Linked DNA regions of Homo sapiens: region 2 is linked to region 1. A link is a loop called in an ENCODE intact Hi-C map of the cell type or tissue named here. Cell type or tissue: ovary. All regions are shown on one strand. Each heading gives the region's core, and the rest is flanking DNA. Links, peaks and the distances in the headings are about the cores only. Region 1 has its middle 14 kb from the start of LBH. Region 2 has its middle 18 kb from the start of YPEL5.

What was found. A loop is a pair of places that touch in the nucleus more often than their neighbours do. Peaks named below come from ENCODE experiments on the same cell type or tissue, not always from the same donor. Only the 100,000 strongest peaks of a DNase experiment are listed, where the experiment ranks them.
Region 2: it touches region 1 in a loop (2.8-fold over the local background); 45 of 110 quality-filtered maps call a loop at or near these places.

The regions. Positions count from the first base shown.
Region 1 is chr2:30,216,102-30,219,022 of GRCh38, reverse strand. No RefSeq gene overlaps it. Among named protein-coding and RNA genes, the nearest start is that of LBH, 14 kb to the left of the region's middle. RefSeq lists an enhancer at 1-1,082. In ovary, for the core only: no CTCF peak of the experiment used is centred there; a DNase peak (open chromatin) is centred at 1,212.
Region 2 is chr2:30,163,721-30,166,641 of GRCh38, reverse strand. No RefSeq gene overlaps it. Among named protein-coding and RNA genes, the nearest start is that of YPEL5, 18 kb to the right of the region's middle. In ovary, for the core only: a CTCF peak has its summit at 1,481 (motif pointing left); no DNase peak of the experiment used is centred there.

The sequences.
Region 1 (2,921 bases), core at 107-2,606:
GAATGGCCCTTACGAGGCATTCTTTCCAAGCTGACACATCAAAGCAACTCCTCCTGGTATCAAGAACTTTCTCCAACTGCGTGTCCTAGGGGCGAACACATCAGCACCAGAGGGATCTGAAAAACCAGTCTTGTCCACCTTTTGGAGCTACTCTCTCTTTTGAAGAGAGGACCTCCTAGGCCAAACCTAGATAACCAGGATTTCTGAATTCCTGAGCTTGGCCCTGACAATGTACGGACGAAATTACTCATTTCCAGGTGCCAAGAGGGCCGATCACCACAAGCAGACAACACCCGTCTCTACCACAGGCGTTTATTATCTTTTGTCTTTGGGTTATTTCAGATCACTGTGAAAGGAGGGAAGGTAGCAATGAAATCTTTTGGAAATTACACATATAATGCATGAATTAACCTCTCTTAGCTTCAATTTCCTTGCCAGCCAAGGAGGGGGCGGGGATAATAACACCCACCTTGCAGAGTTGGTGTGAAGAGTTACAAGAGATGATAGCAAACATCTGGTACGACACCTGCAGCCTGCATCAGTGCTCCTTAATCAGTAACTATTTTGACCGTGTAAAATGCATACAGTCATCTGAGCATTAAGACTTTGCAAATTCAGAGAGTGGTCCACAGACCAGCACCCTCGGCATCACCAGCCGCTTGTTAGAAAGGCAATTTTCTCAGCCATCCCAACCTGCTGAATCAGAACCTGCATTTTAATGGCATTCCCCAGGTGACCTAGTAACGCACTACAGTTTGAGAACCCTTGATTTAAGGGACAGGAATTTTACCTTTGAATTTGGCGGTGATGGCATTTCTCTTGGCAACAAACAGACAGTTAGTGAGTCCATCAATCAAGTTAAGGCAATATTTACCTAACACAGCGTGCTCCTGGGCCCGAGGCTCACCTTGCTCACCTGCTCTGCTCACCTGCCTCCCGCAGTCACCTGCTCAGTGGCCAAGACTCCGGGGAGATTGCAGGCTCCTTGTTTACCAGGCAAGCACAGATAAGGTTTCTCACAGCCCCACCTGAGCTCCTGTGCCAAGGTAAACTTGCTGTCCAGAATGGCTCCCTGACTGGAAAATGTGTCAGTCTATTTATTTCTCACTCCCACTGGAAAAAAGGTGGGGTGGGGGAGTGACTGGTCATGATGTCATTCTTTCCACGGAACTTCTCAAAGGCATTGCATTTCTCGGTGACTTCCAGGCGCTGCCTGTGTGTCTGCACAGTACGGAGCACAACTGGCCAAGAACGGAGTTTCTCTTCCTTCTCTCACCATGCTGCCCCTCCTCCACCTCCTGCTGGGCCTTTTATTCCCTGTGGGCCTTGCAGGCAGCCCTAAAAAGGAACCTGGAAGCCATGAGGTGTGGGAAAGTTTTCTTGACATTTCTCCCAGAGGTGAACTGCAGAGAAGTGGGAAAAAGGGTGAAGTGATCTTTCTAAAAGCCATACAAAGAATCAACGGCAGTTGCATTCATCAAAATTCTTGCTTACATTTCTCTGGAGAAAAGCTAAGATTTTCTCATTGGGTTTCTGTCCCCAGATTGATGGGAAATGCTAGCAGACAGCACTGGAGGAAATCTGGGCTCACCCAGAAATCTGGGCTTAATCAATGATTTCTGCCATTCATCCTTTTTACCAGGAGGCTCCTACAGCTCCACATTGCTTCCATCCCAAGTCAGAGGCACTTTCTGAAAACACAAAAGTTAATAAATTAAGAGAGGGGCCTTGCGCAGGCCAGTACAGAGAATTTTCGTGAACGAAGAGATAGAAAGCCAGTCCAATTTAAAAGTATTACAATGTTTTTGATAATATTTCAACATGTAGATAAAATCAGAGACTGATACAGTGAATAGGAGTGGACCCATTTTCCAGCTCTATTCTCCAGGGTAGACTTGTAGTAACAAACAACCCCCAAACCTCAGCGGCTGACAGCACTCATCTCCCTCCCATCCTCCCATCCTCCTAGGGTTGCCTGGGGGTGTCATGCTTGCTCAGGGACTGGGGAGGACAGAAGCTTTGTCTCTGGGCTGCCATGTTGGCCAAAGTTTTTGTGCATTGGCTCAAGAGGCCAGAAACACAAGTCAATTCCAGTCACATTTCATTGGCCAAGGCAAATCTCTAGGCTGCTCCTGATTCAAAATGGGTGAGGACATAGAATCCTACTATGGGCCTGGCAGGCAGAGAGCCAGAAATATTTGGTGGGTAGCGCTAATGATGGCCACATCAGCTTTAGCAAATATTAACACATTGCCTTATTTGCTTCATGTCTTTTTACTTCAAAGAAAGTAAATATCAGCGATACAATTGAGTTCCTCTCTGTACACCTCCCTCATCCCATTTTCTTCCCTCATTTCCCAGAGCTAAGCACTGTTTTGAGATCAGTGTTAATCATCTTCACATGTGTTTTTATACTTTTACTATTTTTACTACATTTTTTATGTATCACAGACATTGCAAAGGATTATTATGCCAGCTTTTAAATTTTATATAGTGTATAATCATATCTGTAGTATCACTATCTTCTGCAATATTCATTTCTCCCTTAGCATTACAATTGTGAGATTTTTATCTATGCTGACACATACTGTGTTGTATTCCATTGTATAACTCTAATACAATTTAATTATTCTCTTGTGGATGGACATTTAAGCTGTTTCCAGTACTGCAGTGAATATCTTAATACATGTCTTCTTGACTATATGCCTAGGAGTGGAATTTCTGGACATGATCATCTTCATTAGTTGTTGCCAAATTGCTCTCTGGAGTACTTGGATCAACTTACAGTTCCACTAGCAGTGAATGAGACTCCATGATTTAACATCTTTCCCAACACTTGGCATTGACATACACTTTTGCTATCTGGTGGGTGTGAATGGTATCTCATTGTTGTTTGGATTTGTACTTCTTTAATAGTGAAA
Region 2 (2,921 bases), core at 254-2,753, 53 kb after region 1:
AATGTCTCACCCTGGGTAGTCATGTCTCTGCTCCTCACAATGAGAACTTGGCTTAGTCACTTCACTTCTCCTGGCCTTAGGTTCCAAATGTTTAAAATGGGAGGTTAGACTAAATTAAAGAATATAAACTGAAGCCCCTAAGGCCCAAAGAATAAACTGTATTTGGCTAGAATTTTCTCTTAAATTGAAAGTGACCATCTTTAAGGGGTACATGCTCTTCCCTGCTCACCCCGTTAGCCCTGATTTCAGCTGTCTACCATAGGCCCACTTCTTGAGTGACCTGGCACCTGGAGGCATTTAAGTTGGAGATCACTGACACTGATCACAACCAATGGCTAAACCTGAGGTCCTACGGATTTACTATTCTTTGAATTTCACCTCCCTTCCTCCCTGCAATCCATCGTCATGCTTTACCTGGGATGTTTCTTGTGCAAAGGCAGCTCTGAGCCTTGACTCCTTGCCTCTCACTGTTACAGAAGCCCTCTGCTTGGCCTGGCTGCCAGAGGTGTCAGTGTTCCTATTGGCGTATGCCCCAAAATTGCTGATTTATATTTGTTTCTGCAAGGGAGACAGATAAAGCTTGTTTTAGGGTGTATAGTTAAGCCAATTTCAGAATCTCTTACACATGGAAATAGATTTATTTTCACTTAATCTGAAAGGCTTCCTTGTTTCTAATGCAGACATTAAGCAATTGCTGGAAGAGGAAAGACCTTTTATTCTGCTTCATGAGTTCATGCACCCCTACGCTGAATACCTTTCATTTCCTGCAGCAGGAATGCATTCAGTAATTTTACTGGCTTTGCAAATATCCTTCATCTGGCCGCTGGGAAACAGGTGCCAGGTGTTGTTCTATTACTATACTGCCTGACACACATAACAGGCACTCAAGCACTGCTGAATGGAGAAATGAACGGGAAAATTCTTTGCAGCAACTGGAGCCTACACTACCGGTTAAGTAACACTGAACCTCATTCAAGTTATTGTAATATATATCATTTTTAGAATTCCATACAGCTTATAAAGTCCTCACACATGTTCTCTAGAAATTATTTTTCATATTTTAAAGTCGAGGAAATGGAGCTTCCAGAGGTTAACTTCAAAGTCACACTGTGACATTTAATTTTCTGAGGCCTCAGGTTACCATTACCAAATTAAAAGCCAATATTAAAACATAGTTTTCGACAAAAAACATTTTTGAAGTTGTATAAGCTAAAGCTTTAGATACTAAAACAAACATTGCAGAAAAAAAATCATGTATCACAAAGAGGAAACAGTACTATTGCATCGCACTTGATAGTCTGCAAAGCATTTTCTCCATAATTCGATTCTGCCCAATGATGTCGTGCCATTGCAGTAAGACGGTCCCTTGCATCAGCTCCTGGTACTGCACCCTAGAGGACGAACAGCAACAAGAACTGACTGCCCCAACGTTTCTCTTTTCCAAAAGATAGGTTTGACTGGTGGTTGAGTGGAATTTCTTGCACACTCATGCCACCTACTGGTACTTTTCTGGTAGCAAAGCTTCCAGCTGATTTTTTTTTTTTTTTAATTAAAAACATTTTTTCAGTGTAAACTTTAGCAGGATCATTTGAATGTTTTACTCATTAGCCCATTTCTTAAAAATACCGTCCCCTCAAACTTTGAAACTCGCTTCCTGTTGCTGCCCTAAGGAGCCTTCTCTAACACAGAACCTGACTCACTTGAAAGGGACTGAAATATTTTATTCCTTTTGGCATATTGACAAGCTTCAGAAACGCCTCTGAACACCTTGCATTGGGCTGGGATCCTGGGGGAAGGGAGATGGGTTACGTGGGAAGAGATTACACTCGTGGAATTTTCTGGAGTTCACAGTAATGTCTCCACTTTGCCCAGTATTTCCTGGGAGGGCTCCAGGTAGAGTGGGATAGTTGAGAAGGTGGTGGCCAGCTCCTTCCATGGCAGTTTAACTGCTGGAAAAGAGGGAAATTCTAAGTGAATTCCAAGGAGTGGCGGAAGCCAACCTCCTCTCCTGGGTCGGGGGCATACCAGGGGATTTCTCAAACTGCACCAGTCCCTGAAAACCTCTGGTCTATCCTCAAGGACACAAATATCACCTGCAAAGCTGGGCTTTCAAATTAGCTTTGGATACAGGTTTTTAAAATTACTATATGGACTTTGTCTTTGTATTTTGCTTTAAATCCAGGAGGAAGAGATAACTTGTTCATCTGTAGGGCACATCAGAAGAAGTATATAAACCATTTATCTCACCACCTTAGGATTCTTTAAAAACTGGACGAACTTCATTCTAGCAGTAGTATGCAATAAGCTGAGACCAACACAGGAGAAAATGAGTCAGTTGCTGTTAGTGAAAGCTCTGGCAGGTTCTCAAAGTTAGCTTGTCTGCGGGGGGAAATGGTGGCTTTTTAATTACCATTGATATTATATTCAATGAGCTTTTTACCTTTTTTCTCTTCTGCTCCATGGTAGGAGAAAAATAGCAGCTTTGAAGATTTTTGAAAGCCATGTAAAATTATATTATAGAAGATTATGAAAAATTCCTTATAATGAAAAGTCAAGATAGTAACATTTAGTAAACTGCAGATTTCAAATCCTCATTTGCTGAAAGGTTTATCAGTACATGTTAAATCCAGAAAGGATTTAAAGAACTTTGAAAGCATTCTGGTCATTCTATAATTTAGAACAAATTAGGTTAAATTGTGAAGAGTTGTTCAGGATTACTGAAAAAAGTAATTACTCCAGATATATGCATACTGCTTATCAACAGGTTTTTATGTTCTATATTTCACTATGTTCTGACAAGATTTAAGACAAGGCTTGTTTTTACAATTCACACTTGAGAGAACTAAGATTCAGAGGTTAACTGACTTCCCAAAGTCACACAGCTAAAGTTAGTCAGCATTGATGTTTTTTTTGTTTGTTTG